2 separate regions of the Mus musculus genome follow, and region 1 is linked to region 2. Evidence: chromatin loops called from intact Hi-C (ENCODE). Cell type or tissue: heart. All regions are shown on one strand. Links, peaks and the distances in the headings refer to the core of each region. The heading gives the core; the rest is flanking DNA.

The links. Peaks named below come from ENCODE experiments on the same cell type or tissue, not always from the same donor. Only the 100,000 strongest peaks of a DNase experiment are listed, where the experiment ranks them.
Region 1: a loop joins it to region 2, with 2.0 times the contacts of the local background. A loop is called at or near these places in 2 of 42 quality-filtered maps.

Annotation. Positions count from the first base shown.
Region 1 is chr14:62,447,311-62,455,259 of GRCm38, forward strand. It overlaps Gucy1b2 (guanylate cyclase 1, soluble, beta 2), which reads right to left. Exons shown (of 17, transcript NM_172810.3): 2 at 6,021-6,143; 3 at 885-958. Among named protein-coding and RNA genes, the nearest start is that of Gucy1b2, 5.0 kb to the right of the region's middle. In heart, for the core only: no CTCF peak of the experiment used is centred there; a DNase peak (open chromatin) is centred at 3,561; H3K27me3 peaks cover 373 bases.
Region 2 is chr14:62,385,678-62,393,626 of GRCm38, forward strand. It overlaps Gm46457 (a long non-coding RNA gene), which reads left to right. Exons shown (of 3, transcript XR_001781281.2): 3 at 6,778-6,934. Gucy1b2 (guanylate cyclase 1, soluble, beta 2) reads right to left here. Exons shown (of 17, transcript NM_172810.3): 17 at 6,993-7,289. The coding sequence ends at 7,144. Among named protein-coding and RNA genes, the nearest start is that of Gm46457, 10 kb to the left of the region's middle. In heart, for the core only: no CTCF peak of the experiment used is centred there; a DNase peak (open chromatin) is centred at 3,924.

The DNA.
Region 1 (7,949 bases), core at 1,231-6,230, 61 kb after region 2:
TCTCTCCTCCTCGCTCCCTTTTCCCTCCCTGCGCACATATGATTTGCTTTCTCATCAGTGATTATAAACAACAGAAGAGGAGATGGGTCAGTGCCAAGGACCTAGCATGAGCCAAGCATGATCCAAGGCTCTGAGTTTAATCCCTACTGTTAGGAGAGGAAGGGGAAAGAGGAGAGAGAGAGAGAGAGAGAGAGAGAGAGAGAGAGAGAGAGAGAGAGAGAGCACAAATGGAAGTTCATTCATTAAATACATCCTGGAATCATGTGACTTCTTAGTAACACTTGGGGTCCCTGTTTTTAGGCTTATTTTAGAGATAGAGAAGATATGAGGGACTGAGAAAATGACTCAGCCAGTAAAGCACATGTCACACGAGCACGAGGACCTAAATTTGAGTCCCTAATTCCCACAGGGTATGGCAGTCCATGTCTGTCACTCCAGCCTGGGATGGTGCAAGACAGAGGCAGGTAGATCCTTAGAACTTGCTGGCCAGCTAGTCAAGCCAAACCAGTGAGCTCCAGGTTCAGTGAGAGACCCTGCCTCAAACAAGATGGTGGAGATTGACTGAGGAGGGTCTCTGATGGTGACCTCTGGCCTCCGCATGCACACAAACACACAGCACCCATACACTTTATATATGCACATATACAGATGTATAGAACCCAGATAGGGGTTAAGGAGTCTTCTCTGTGTCTAGCTAGTGTGTTTAAGGTATTTACAGTTGATGTCTTAGTCACTAAACCTCACTGACTACTAAAGTAGTATCATTATCCATTCAGCTGTCTCAGTCAAGAAGTCAGTAAAACACTAGAACTATTCAAAACAAAGGAAAAGGAAAACAATAACGACAACAGCAGCAGCAACAACAACAACAACAGGGTACTTACTTTAGCTTTTCCCACGTCTCCTCTCCAAATTTCTCTGTCACAAGAGACTGCAGACAGGTGTTGATAAATCCGTACTAGAGCACAAAAGGAGAAAGAATTTGGAAAATGAAGAATGCCACTCTAGACCTGACCGAGGTTTGTTTTTTGTTCTGGGGTTCTCTATACTCTGAGTAGCTACCATCCTTTCGTGGTGGAAAGAAAGCTGAGCTGACTTCAGCTGCATATCGCATGCACACAGAGATCCTGTGAGCTGGAGTCCCAATGGCTTCCAGATCCCTGGGATCCTACTCTCAATGGGGGATTGTTGGTTAAATGAGGGGGTTGAATCATTATATCAGACACTGGGAACCTGAGGGCACACACTTCATGACAGGTCTTTCTTGTTTTAGGTTTTTGAGGCAGGGTTTCCTCTAATCCAGCCTGGCCTCAAACTTTTATGAAGGCAAGGATGACCTTGGATTCCTGGTTCTCCTGCCTTTATTTCTCAAGTGCTGTATGTAGTGCACCATCAGAGTCCTCACCATAGGGGTGTGTATGTGTGTGTGTGTGTGTGTGTGTGTGTGTGTGTATGTGTGTGTGAGATGTATGTGTGGGCACTGTGTATATTTCTGTCTCTGTCTCTCTGTTTGTCTCTATCTCTCTGTCTCTCTCTGTTTCTCTCTCTCTCCATGTGTGTGTGTGTGTGTGTGTGTGTGTGTGTGTGTAGATCAGAGGTCAAAGTTGAGTGGTATGGTGTCTTCCTTACTTTTCCACCTATGTTTTCAGACAGGGTTCTCTCACTGAACTTGGAGCTCATTGGTTGACTAGCCTAGCTGGCCAGCAAACTCTAGAGATTGTCCTGACTCTACCTCCAAGTGCTAAAATTACAGGTCTCCCCACCCCAACCCATATCCATCAGGTTTTTACACAGGTGCTGGATAGCTGAACCCAGGATCTTATGCTTCCTGTAACCAGCAGTTTGTCAACTGAACCAGCTTCCCAAGCCCATGACAGAAAGAGAAAACACAGCACAGAGGGCCACACTGGCAGGCTGTATCCTGGAACTGTAGTTCCAGTTCCCACAACAGTGCCATGCTCTCCCCTTCCTGTCCTCCAACCCCTAGATGTGCCCTTTTTCTAGTGTGACACCAATCACTCATACACATAAAATGCAAGCTTCACTTCTGTGTACACTCCTCCAACCTTGGCTCCCCTCCATGCCTGACCCCATGAAGGCTCCTGCAACAGGCAGTGGTCCCTCTTCTTCCTTGACTAAATCCTAAGCTCCATACGGTGACAATGCATGAATCACTTCCCTAAATTTTGATTAAAGTCCCACAATAGAACCTGGCACACAGCAGGTACTTAATAAAGACACTAAACAAATGAGCACCTAACTGAAGCCTCAAGTCTGAACTCCTGGAAATCCTTAAAAGCCCGCAGGTACTCCAAATCAATCCATCTTAACAAAGGCCATAACTATCCATCTTTACAAATGGGTGCAAGGTCAGATAAGAGCATTGAACCCACCGTCTGCATCCAAATGACCATAGACACCTACCAGTGCACAGCAAGGAAAACTGAGGCTCAGGGGAGTTCAGTCGCTGCTGGACTGTAGCCCCATCATCTTTTCTGGGTTTTAAGCACTGGGTAGTACACCTTACATTTGGTCAGTAAGGCAAGTGGCTCAGCTTTTTGTCTTTGATGGTCAGCAGTGTCTGGGGTTTACGTACATAACTAGTTCCTGAGGTTCCCAAGCCCATAGGTCATAGAGAATCCCACACAGCCTCTGAGGCTTGTGGTCATGTTCTCAGCTCCAGCCAAGGCTCAGGAGGGAGTGCTGGCTGACCTCATCTGTACAAACCCTCAGAGTTCTAGCTCAGCACCACACAGCTTTTGAGAAGGGATAAAGATAAAAGGAGTACGTTCTCCTTCACTGCAGACAGATGTTGCTGCCGGGGAAAGCATAAGGCAGTTGACAGACTGCTGCAGAGAGTGTGCCTAGGGCTGCAGGGGCCCCTGCTCTCCAATCTGCAGGGGACATCCTCGTCATCCCATTATGGACATTCAAGGACTATGTGGAAATAGGCAAGAGTCACTGGCCAGCCTTAGCATTGATCTCTGAAGTTGTGCTTCCAGGATGGCTATCCAGTCAGATCATCAAGTCAGCAGGGCTTCCCACTGGCTTGGGCCATCTCAGTCTTTCAGAACATACTCAGGTCCTACCTGAGGCACACAGAGAAAGGCTTGTGTTTGAAATAAGTGTTGAAGTGTCTGAAAATGGTGAGGGCTAACTAAATCCTTCTCCTGCTGTCTGTGCCTTCCTTCTGCTGACTGGGGTACATGCTCCATCCTGAAATTCAGCTTCAATGAGGCTGGGAGAATCATGGAGCCTAGAGGAAAAGGTTCCCTGGGTGTTTTAGGGTGAATTGTCTAACTTCTATGAACCCAGTCTGCTCCATGAACTAAGGTGGAGATGATAGCATTTGGTATCATGATAGCATTTGGGAGGAGGGGCTGTTGTTGGGTTGTATGTTAGTAGTTCTGGAGTCACCCCTGCAAGGCTGATTGCTAAGCCAAAGTTGGTGCTGTTTGACATTGGCACCTCTCAAAATCTCACAATGGGGATCAGAATGATCCTTCCTCCTGGAGCTCAAGGACATGATAGGATAGAAGCACATGACAGTTGCTCATGCCAAGAGTCATGTCTACCAGAGGGCTGGAAACATAGCCACTCTGTGTAGGTCTTGCCAAGCATGAGAGCTGGGGTGATCTCCAACCCCACAGGAACTGGGCATGATGGTCCGTGCCTGCCATCCCAGCACTCTGGAGGCAGCAGGACTAGAAGCTCAAGGTTTGGTTGGTTGGTTTGGTTTTGGTTTGTCTCCTATTGTTTTGTTTGAGCATTTTTAATCTTTCTTGTCTTTTGTTTTTATATTATGGTTTCTGATTTTGTGTTTTTATAGATTTGGATGTGTGTGTATGTGTGTGTGTATGTGTAAGGGTGTGTGTATATGTGTGTGTTATGGGTGTGTATGTGTGTGTATATGTGTGTCTGTGTGTGTGTGTGTTTCTTGTGCCTTTCTTCCTTTCTTAATTCTATTTGGTTTGTTTTATTTGCCTGTTTGTTTTCTGAAGAGCAAGAAGGAAGGATATGGAGTTGGATGGGGGAGGTAAAAGGATCTGGGAAGACACTCTTACATGTGCCAACAAGATTTTGCTGACAGGACCCTGATATAGCTGTCTCGTATGAGGCTATGCCAGTGCCTGGCAAATACAGAAGTGGATGCTCACAGTCATCTATTGGAACACAAGGCCCCCAATGGAGGAGCAAGAGAAAGTACCCAAGGAGCTGAAGGGGTCGGCAACCCTATAGGAGGATCAACAATATGAACTAACCAGTAACCCCCAGAACTGTGTCTCTAGCTGCATATGTAGCAGAGGATGACCTAGTCGGCCATCACTGGGAGGAAAGGCCCTTGGTATGCCCCAGTACAGGGGAATGCCAGAGCCGGGAAGTGGGAGTGGGTGTGTTGTTGAGCAGGGCGGCGGGGGGTGGGGGTGGGGGTGGGGGGTTAGAGGACTTTCAGGATAGCATTTGAAATGTAAATGAACAAAATATCTAATTTTAAAAAGAATTACAAAATAAAATAAAATATAACAGCCCCCCTCCCCCCAAAAAAGGATCTGGGAAGAGATGAGGGAGGAGAAAGATCAGAATGTATTGTATGAATTTTCTATAAAAAATTTTCTTTTTTATTTGTATTTTTGATGTGGAATTTTACATAGTACTTCAGGCTGGCCTTGAACTTATAGCATAGGTTGGCCTTAAACTTCTGACCCTCTCCCTGCCTTCTGTGTGCTTCTATTAGAGGTCTAGACCTTCTTTATGAAGTAGTGGGTATCAAAGCTCGGGGTTTGTGTGTGTGCTAGGCAAGCCCTACGCTGAGTTGTTTCTCAGCCCTGGTGCCTTTATTTCCTGGCCTAATATAGTAGTGTTCTTTTAAAAAGGTTTTCAATAAAAACCAGATAATTATACTTCAGAATAAAACTGTAAGAGAAGCAACGTTAAAACCCTGTTAGCAGCAAGGCAGTGACTTATTCCAAACACAGCCTTCCCGTTTACACACTGCTGACCCCAGGCCAACCCACCAACTCTTGATTTTTTTAAACTATATTACATGTCACACACACACACACACACACACACACACACACACACACACACATTTATATATCTTGCTATATTCTAAACGAGTTGCAGAATTTTGAACTTTCAGCAGGGTTATGAGGATGCTAATCAACCCTCCTGGGTGCCCCCACCCAGCTCCACTTGATGACATCCTGCATAACTGGAGCATCTCTCAGAGTTGAGGTGTTCTACTCTCACGGTGCTGTCAGTGTTAGCTAACCCAGGGAGCTAAAGGCCATCCTTTCATTGTCTCTTGTGTGCTTGCTTTGCTAACATCCTTTGAGCTATTCAGGATCCCTTCTTGCATTCACTCCTGTCTCCCCATCACCTTCCATTGTCCACCCTGTGCCGGTGTACCATGGGATGGCTAACGCGCTGCACGCAGCGCACTAAGCTACAGTAGCACCTGCTAGGATCCTCTATGCTAAGCCCTACCACAGCTTCCTCAGTACTTACTATTTGCTAAAGGTAATTAGAGATGATGCAAATGTCCCATTTCTGTTAAAAAAAAAAAAATCTGCCCCTCTTCCTGTCCTGGCTTGTGGCAGCTGCTACTGTGTGATCCAATGGTGATTTCCTATTTCTTTAGGATTCTTCTAGAAAAAAGAATTGCACCTCAAATTGACATTTCTAGTTATAACAAGATATCCAGGATAGGTGGACATGAAGAAGTCAGAAAGTGAGGCAATCCAGTGAGCAAAGAGAAGAGCCAAGTTGGCAGGCTGACCTCGAAAGACAATGGACTTAGGAAAGTAGATAGTGTTTATGGTTCATAAAACTTACTCGACTTTTAACTTGAAGCTGAGATCACTTTTCTTTTGAAATGCCACATCTAGACCTTTACAAACTGTCTAGAGTTGTCCTACGTTTGGGTCATTTTTGTCAAGATCTTGAATAATGTTACCTAGACCTGGGGTCAGGGGAACTCTGTCTCAGCAGAACAAAAGCCACTGGCAGCTGCTTACCATGGTGTCCAGCGTCGTGTCTCCAGGCCGGAGCTGCACACCCGGCGTCTTACCGAATCTCTGGAAGGCAGTTGAGGTGCTCTGCAGTGAAGCTAGGAACTGACCTCGGCCTTCTGCTGAGCCCTGCCCAGGGAGATAAAATCTGGGCTGTCACTGTTGGGAACAAGCAGGATTGCCACACAGCACCCCAGGGGCGCATATCACCACCGCTAAGCTCTCTCAGGAGTTGAGTGTGAAGCCCAAACTATGCCCTTGAGGTGTCAACATAATAACTGTGCCATGCTGTTTCTGCGGAAGCTGTACTCCAGGGAGCAGAGACCAGCAGAGCTCGAGGGGGCTGGCCATACTTTGTCATCTGTGTGTGTGTGAAGGTGTGAAGTTGGGAGTCTTGTAGGATGAGTGTCCCAGTCCTGCCAGACCCTCAAGACAATGGTGACTCTTTCTACTGATTCTGTTGTGCATGCCCTTTCATCTGCAGAGGGTCTCTGGTCTCAACTCTCTCTTTCCCTCTCCCTCTCCCTCTCCCTCTCCCTCTCCCTCTCCCTCTCCCTCTCCCTCTCCCTCTCCCTCTCCCTCTCCCTCTCCCTCTCTTTTCCTTTCCTTTCCTTTCCTTTCCTTTCCTTTCCTTTCCTTTCCTTTCCTTTCCTTTCCTTTCCTTTCCTTTCCTTTCCTTTGAGACAGAGTCTTTAAATAGCTGTGGCTATCCTGGAGCTCACTCTGTAGACCAGGCTGTTCTTAATCTCACAGAGATCCACCTGTCTCTGCCTCCAGGATGCTGGGATCAAAGGCATGCTTGGTTCTTTCTGAGATGCAGAAATTCCTGCCTGCTGTTTGACAAAGCCATTTCTCAGGAACTACGAGGCCTGAGCACACGAGGGACTGAGTCCAGCAGGGCTGTTTCTGAAAGTCATGAGCACGTTCCCAGAAGCCTGAACTTGGCTTCAAGTATACCCCTCAGGAAGGCTGTCTCTTACAGGGTGCTGTCTACTGGGAGGCTTCTAATTAAACCACTTTGGATGTCATCCAAGGAATGCCTGCCTCAACCAGCACTTGGCACTGTCATGCTATCATGTGGAGTCCACTGGGGCCTGAAAACTTTATTCTTCCACTGAGTCACTGCTATGTTGAAGGCCCAGGTAAACTGTTGCCTGAAGTCTACTTCCTGAGTATTACTTGGAGTCACAGATGAGAAACCCAGCCACTAACCAGATCCCCTGAGTATCCCTCCGAGGCTGTTCCAGTGACCTGGCATCTGTGGTGCGAAGGCAAGATGACCAATAAATAAATGTCACAAACCAAAGGAAGAGGGTTCCCAGACCACACGAGGGCCACAGCACCCTAAAATCTGACTCACAGTTAAGACAGCATCTCCCAAACTTGACTACGCAGGAGGCTGAGATGGTTCACTGAAATCAGTGCCCAGACATACCTCTGAAGGTACCTGGCCACGTGTCTCAGGAGCTCCAGCCTCCTCTCAGCCCTCTCCCACCCAGCTGCAGCTCGCCTGAGAAAAGCTTTCCTGGCATCTCTGTCCTTGACTTTTTCCAGTGTGTTTGTTCCTGTCTTCACTGGCTGGCTCCAGCTATGCTCTGGAGAGGCCAGACCCTCAGAGACACCAGGACTGAGGGAAGCTGCCTCTTCACTCCAGAAGAGTGATTTTGTGTACTTGCAAAAGCTAGAAGACTCTGTGCTGATTCTCTGTGGAGAGGACGTGTGGTCCTGAGAAAATGTCTCCAAGATAGATGATTTCCATAATTATGCTTCCCAAACCTTCCCACCACATTCAGCTGACAGCTCTTTCGGCCCTGCCAAGTGTACTTGCTCTGATCCCCCCCTCTTACAGCCCTCAGCCCCCTCCCCGCTTTTACAAACACACACAAACACTCATGCTCACACTTCACAATAAGCAAATGGTTAAAAAAAAAACCA
Region 2 (7,949 bases), core at 1,849-6,848:
AGAAAATGCTTTCTCTTGCCTCCAAAAAAGTCTTTACTTTTTTCTTCCTTGAAATGACCCAATATAATAGGACTTAAAAAATTTTTTTATTTCATTTTCAACAAGTCTGGAAAATAAAATCACAAGATCGATTGAGTTTATCTTAAACTAAATATTCATAGTCACAACCCTGCCTAGCAACAGGCATCTCCTTTATGAGCCAGGGTTTTGAAAGGGAGTTTTAGCTGTATTTCCCCAAGACCAATGAGAAGATGCCACCAGGATATTTGAAATGCAAAAAGTGAAAAACTAAAAATTCACACGAGAAAATAAGGATGAATCTTCAGGGAAAAAGTTTAAAACAAGAATGACTAAAATTATCTTTGCAATCCCAGGTAGTGAAATTCACTATTTTGGTTACAAAGTTTAAGAGCATGGTGTTGATATCCACTGGCGTCCACTGAAAGAGAAAATCAATTTTCTTCTGCAGAGTGTCATTGAATACCAACCACATTCTAGAGAAGGTCCCATGTCCATACAAAATGGACTCCATATTTTTGTGTGTCTAGTTTGGTTGGTTGGTTTTGTTTGTGTGTGTGTGTGTGTGTGTGTGTGGTTTTTTTTTTTTTTTTTTTTTTTTGAAGGTTGGGGATATTTTTCTTCCTGGTTTTATGTTTTAGTTTGATTTTCAGTTTCAGTGTGTGTTTGCGTGCGCGCGCTCGTGTGTGGACACAGAGGACTTTTGGAAACTGGTTCCCCCCTTCTACTATGTTGGCCCTGGAAATCAAACTCAGGTTATCAGACTTGACACCCAGGGCCTTTACCTGCTGACCTAAGTCACCAACCTTCATAATAACCCTAATAGTAACCCTAATAAAATAAACACATAACATACAAGGAAGTGGATGGCTTGAACAGAGGAAAAAAATAATTCCAAGTCATAATGTATTTTTCCTCTCATAGTGATCCCAGTTCCAGGGATCTATTGACCCATCACAGTATGTAGTGGCAAAAGTTTATTCATATAAACTGCTTGAAGTTATTATGCAAGACTGCAGTCTACAGAGTTCATTAATGAGGAGCTAAATCCTGATGTGTCAGAAAAATGTCTTCAAGTTGTCTAAATTATATCATTTGCTACCTTAAATTCAGTGGCTAGAACCACAGTGCATAATTCTCTTCTCGCTCTGTAGGCTGATTAGGCTTAGCTGGGAGTTCCCAGGTAGAATTTATGTGTGGTTATAACCATGTTGGCTGGGCTAGAGTCCTCTGGAGGCTCTCCCCCTTTGTTTCTGAGTATTTCATGTTGGCCCCACTACAAAAGTAGCTAGAAACTGGCTAGGGGTCTCTCACCATGAGTTCTCTAACCTTGTACTTCTAGATGGTTAGACTTTGTGTGTTGGGTGTGTGGAAGGGGATGTTACACATGTGGATGTGTGGTCGATGTACATGTGTGTGGGGCCATAGGCCAGAGGAGGGTGTTGGGTGCTCTAATGAGTCATTCTCCACCTGGAGCTAGGCTGGGAGGTAAATCAGAAGAAGGTGGAAGGAACACAAAAAAACCAGCTAGAATGCCACAATAATAGCCCTAAGGATACAGTAGTGGCACACACACCTTGGTTGTAACCAACAACTCTCTAAGTTGGATTTAAGACCCACTCAACAGGAGGGAAGCCATGCCTGGTAGTGGTAACCTAGCTAACTACTCAGTGCTAGCGAAATCTTGGTTCTTGGAGGAAACTCTACAACCACTAATTTACTAAACCAGCATGATTCAAAACAACAATCTATAGACATATGTATACTTACAGGTAAGTTAGTGTTGCTATACTCCTTATCAGGGACATTTCTCTTTGCAACAGATGGAGCCCACTAAAAAACCCCATAAATCAGAATTCTGGAGCCAAATCGCAAAGGATGCATCTATAAAACACTCCCCACCTACAGCTCAGGGAACACTGCAGAAGCTGGGGTGGAAAGACTGTAAGAGCCAGAGGAACAGGGAGTTTTCTGTGAGACTGTGTTTCCTAGTAACATAAGAAGCCACACCCATAAAGTCTTACCAACATACCTGCCCAAATGAGAGCCCAACAAGTTATAGTATATAGGGGCATCATCCCTGAGGCCTAGTAAGACACTAAGAATATTTTAAAACAGGTGATGCTGGCATCGTACAATAATGCCTTGAGATGGGCACATTCAGTCGAGATGGGAAAGGTACACGTGCAGTGTCCAGCTTCCCATCACTAATGACACTGACAATGGTGAGGCTCTGAATGGCCTCCACTGTCTCTCTACTTAGCACAGAGGAAAACACATGAGGACGGGGAGATTATGACTGCATACTGTTTATTTACCACTTGCAAATCTGTTTTGTTCCTAATGTGTCCAGTTTTGGTAGATTTATACAATGTCTCTAAAACAGGGCTTCACAGTCTTTCAAAATTGGCATTTGTAGCTTTGCAAAGGGAGTAAGAGCCCTGCGTAAACCTGCTTAATTTGTTTATCATATGCTGAGTTTAAAAATTACTTTTGGGATAGAGTGGGGGGTGAATATGACCAAGACATATTTTATACATGTATGAAATTCTCAAAGGATAAATACAAATATTGTATTTTTAGAATCATTTTTTCTGAGAGTTACAGAATCCCCTATATTTTTCTGTTCTAAACTGCCACAGCTGTGCATAATCTAAAACCACAGCTCAGGGATCTGGGGGAGACTCCAGGGTCTGCTGGAGTCAAAGGGTCAAAAAACCTCTAAGTATTTGCTCCACAGCCAACAGGAGCCCTGACTAGACCTGGGGACACCGTAGCCTGTGGTAAACTATAAATGTATGCTGGAACACTTAAAGCTGGGACTTCATGTTTCAGTCTCTTTTAATAGCTGGACGTCTCCAGTGAAAAATCACACTGTAACTTTTCTTTAGGTCTCTCCTGTTCTGTTCTTGACAGCACATATCTGACTGGAGCTGCTGTGTCAGGAGTACAGTCTCTGCTTCCAACACAGAGACGGCTCTAGCCAATGGCTGAGAGCTAAGATCAGAGTTGGGGTAGGGTGGGTCTGAAGGCCAAGTCCTAGGTCTGTACCTCAGTTTCCTGTCTGCGCAGTGTGGCTAAAAACCATACCTGTGTAATGCTCAAAGGACTTCAGCTGGGTACCACAATGGTCCTGCTATATATGTGAACCCAAGTTCCTGGGTAGATGCTGATGGCTTAGATAGGCCACTAAGATCTAAGAGAGTGCCATCATTAGACCCCACTGAATGCAGACATGGAACTGCTGTCATTTCCTCCTCACCTCACATCAAGTTGAACCCCTGAGGGGAAAGAATTCAGAATCCTCTGAAAATTTTCGGACTGCACCATGCAGAAACTCAGAGCAGTTTCTCTTTGGGAGACAGAGTCTCTCAAGCCACCTTTAAAGAATGATTCAGCCAGTTGGTTGACATATCATTATCACATTTTGAAGTTAACACAGCCCCAGAGTCTATGAATGCTCACCCCACAGTTAATTATTCTTGAGTTTTTCTGTGCTCTCAAAACATATTCTACTTATGTAATGATCCCTCGGGGGAGCACCAGGTGCCTTTGTCCCACAGACAGGGCCAGCTGTGTAAAACCTCTGCATCTGTCAGGTTTCTCTATGTGGCACATAATTGCCTGATTTCCATCTGAAAGTGCAGCACTGACATTAAAGCCACATAGAACCCACCATTGATAACAATGGCTTCCCGACACCTAGAAGAAGCATGGGGGGTGGGGGGGCAAATAAACATGCTCCCCAAATGAGCGCTTGCCTTCACAGGGGCTGGGTCTGAATGTACAGCTGCAGATGAAGAGAACAAACCAAGAGGAATAAAGGAAATGAAAGCTACAGATTAGCATTCGGCTGTCTCAGCCAGATGGTCTTCTGGGGAGAGCGGTCCTCCGCTTGCTTTCTTCAGTCTCCAGGCTAGCACACAGCACCCACTCTCTGCAGGGGCAGCAGTGATCTCACCCCTCAGCCAGGCAACCCAGTGAATCACTCACTCTTTCTTTCTCACACAACTGTGAGCCAATGAAAACTTGAAAGTGAAAGAAAGACTAAGAAGGGATTGGGGGGTGGGGGGGCGGGGAAGCCAGGCATCTGTGATGAATGAAAAAGTCTTAGCCTAGGAGAGGGCTAAGATACCAAGACTGAGGGAAGTGTCGGGAAGCATCAGCTAAGGAAGAAGAGAGCCACTGAAAGAGAAAGCTGTAGACACCCCTCCTCCTCAGCGCCCAGAAGCATTGCCTCCAGCATCCAGGATTGCCATGGTATTCAGGACCTTGGGGTCCTGGCTTTTACAAGCTTGGGCTTGAGGTCTGTGCTCCCAAGGTAAAGAAAGCAGTGGCCTCTTCTCAACTTATTTAGAAACTGTCGCCTCCCTCCATGGCTAGACGCCAATGAGTCTGCCAGTCATTGGTCTGAGGACCAGCCATCTGCCACCATCTGGATAGACCGTGCCTGGGCCAGGTGCCCTGAAATGGAAGAAGCTAGGTGGGGCAGAGGCAAGGGAGGGGGAGGGGCAGGAGCAAGGCAGGGTTATGGGGTAAACTGAGCCTGCAAAGCTGTAGTTGTAGAGGGCAGTTCCCTGGAATGCTCTACTCTGAAAAGGGCTCTACCGACAGTCACCACCAAGCCAAGTGTTCACTGCTCATGAGCAAGCCTCGTATTTGAGTGGCAGCCCAGGTCTGCTGCTGGCCATGAGACAGACCACCAGATGGTGTGTGCCAGGGCATAGATGTTCTATGAGCTAATCGATCCAGTAGGAGTTAATACATCTAACTTGGGTCCAAGGGCCTCAATTCACAGAAGATTCCAGAACAAGTGAAGGTGCATTTTGAGGTTTTAGAGGCCCTGTGAGCAAGCACTTTAGCAGCTCGCCAAACTTCCCAAGTGTGGTGGTTTGGATGAGAATGGTCAACCTTCCCCACTGTGATGGACTCTGAGCTCTCTGGAACTGTAAGCACAAATAAAACCTTCCTTCTATGAGTTGCCTCATAGAAGTAACAGAAGTAGCATAAGTAACATAGCAATAGAAAAGTAACAAACACTTCCGAATACCAGGAGATTGTCTGTAGCAGTGTTTAATAGAATAAATGTCAGCTGCAGGGTGGTACCTATCACAGGATTGTCTTTCTTTTACAGCTGGAAATGATTATTTAAATCAAAATAAATGTGGAACAAAAATTGTCCTTGTTTTTGGCCTGGACTATGGTACCTGTCGCACAATTCTGACAGTTCTAAATATAATGTTCAATGAAGTAGCATATTGTACTGTGACCCCAGCCAAACAAGCTTGCAACAAAATAATCCAAGATCCCGGGCTCTGGTGTTTCTCCTTCCAAACTTAACTGAAAAGGCTTCCCACCAAATGACCAATTTGGTCTTGGTCTCCCAGGTAATGCCACGTCCTCAGAGTGGTCGTTCTAGCTAGGGCTTTCACTCAAGACATGGCTAGAGAGTTTCAAAGGAAAGTAGATGGAGACAGCAATGAGCTATGAATTCTGCTGTCTTTCCTTCCCCTCACTTAAACAGGGAGATGCCACACTTAGGATCAGGTTTTTGTTTGTTTGTTTGTTTGTTTGTTTTGTTTTGTTTTGTTTTTCGAGACAGGGTTTCTCTGTGTAGCCCTGGCTGTCCTGGAACTCACTCTGTAGACCAGGCTGGCCTCGAACTCAGAAATCTGCCTGCCTCTGCCTCCCAAGTGCTAGGATTAAAGGCATGCGCCACCACGCCCGGCTTAGGATCAGTTTTTAAATGCCCCAAAAGGCAGGTTATCTGATTATCCCTAACATTGTTGACTTGATGGCACTTCCAACATAGAGTGGGGATTCCAACGTGACTCTGTATGTCTCCTGGGTCCACTCCTCCAAACTGCCCTCTCTCTCTTTCTCTCTCTCTCCTTCTCTCTCCCTCTCTCTCCCTCTCTCTCTCTCTCTCTCTGGTGTAACCAAGAGTCAGGCTGTTTCCCAGCAGTACGGACTCAGACTGTTAACTCTGCCGTGCTCCCATTTCCTGGTCCATCAAGATGAATCTAGATGGGCTGTCAAACAGGGTTATCTCTAGTAATTAGGGTGCAAGCAACATCTGCATGCAGGGCCAGTGCCTGGTGCGCAGTTGATGCATACATAGTGTTACCAACCACTGCTACCATGAGCACTGTTGTCATCTTAACTTCATGGAATTCTCACAAAGCCTGTTAAGTTGGACTGGGGGAGAGACTTAGTGTGGGTAAAATTCTTGTTGTGGGTATAGGGACCATGTGAAATCAGGACGCCTGTAACTCCAGTTTGGGAGCTGAGACAGGTGGATGCTGGAAGGGGTACCTGACCAGTGTAGCCAAACCAGCAAACTCCAGATTCAGTGAGAGATCTTGCCTCAGAACATGAAGTGGGAAGTGATAGGGGGAGACACACAAAGTCAAGACCTGAGCACAACTGCACATGTCCCCCGCCACGTCCAGGACCTGGGTGTTGGGCAGGACTTGGCCTTGGCTCTATTCTTTCCCAAATCTGCCCTTTGGCTGTTTTCAGTTTGTTTTGTTTTGTTTGTTTGTTTGTTTTTCTTTTCATTTTACTTTTCAGAAAAAGATCTCCTGGGAAATGTGGCTTTCGTTCTGTTGCTTTCCAGAATTCCCAGGACTGGGAAGGGAAAATGGCTACATTTCACGCTGCTGGCCCAGTGCCTTCCACAGCACAGCTGTCATAGGGGTACCATAAACCACAGGGTCTGGGTCTCTAACCCCTCCTTCTCTCTCCTCCCACTACCAGTTAAACGGCACACTGGAGCCCAAAGTCAGGGTGTCCTGTGAAAGTGGACCCAGGGCACCTCTCCAGAGGCAAGGGTTGGGAAGTGGTGGAGCTGAGAGCAAGCAAACAGAAACAGACCCACCGGCAAAGCCGACATCTAGAACAAACACAGCCCAAGTCAGCTGAAGATTGGCCATGAACCATCACTGCAAAGCATTTTCCAAACCTCCAGGCTTGTGTTTCATTCCTAATTATTTATTCTCAAAGGGGTCCTGAGGAAGATATGGAAAGGACCACATTTTGAACTTCTGCATTTTTTTACAAGTCAATGTTCTTTCCTGCCATGAATATAGGAAATGGATCCCAGGGCTTCATTTTCTCCCTTGATCACAACACAGCACAGAAGGCAGACAACACAGGGTCACTGGCAAAGGCACTTGTCTTGGTCTCATCTGGTGATGACTGGCTATTGACTGCATCTGTGTCGTCTCGCCCTGCCACTGGACTCCCAGCAAGTGTGACTTCATCAGAAGCTAAAAGAAGACAGAAGTGTCAGTGACTAAGGACTCCAGCTGGCTCCCCTGCAAGGGGACGCCACTGGAGCTAGGCCCCAGGAACACAATCTGACCGCTCTGTATAATAAAGTCTTTACAGCTAAGTGTACCTCCACAAGCCCCACCCTTCTCTACCATTTGTTCTACTGAGCTGAGCTACCATGTCACACGCCTGTACTGCTGAACAAATTCACATGACCTTGCTGGTCTACAACTGTCCCTGTGCCCCAAACAGCAAGGCCATGGGGGATGAGGTTCAGATCTGGTACCATGTACTGGGTATGTGGCACTGCTTGTCCTTGACTGCTAAGTTACTTACTCCCTGAGTCTTGTGCTCCTAATCTGTAAAATGGGAGAAACTAGTAATTGGATTGATGATTTATATCAAGCTATTAACACAGGGTCCCATGAGGAGAAAAAAACTCCAACAGCCAATGTGTCTACCTGCGGGAGGCCAGAGAGCAGGCTGGGACTGGGATGCCTCTGGGATGTGGTTTGGGAGAGGAGAGAGTGGGATTAGAGAGCTGTGGCTACAGGAGGCGGGATGACAGAGGCTGTCCCCAGCTCTGCTGCCTGCCCACCCTGCAGCATCTTAGATTTGGTCCCATGTGTGTTGGACTGAGGCTTGAGTGCATCTAG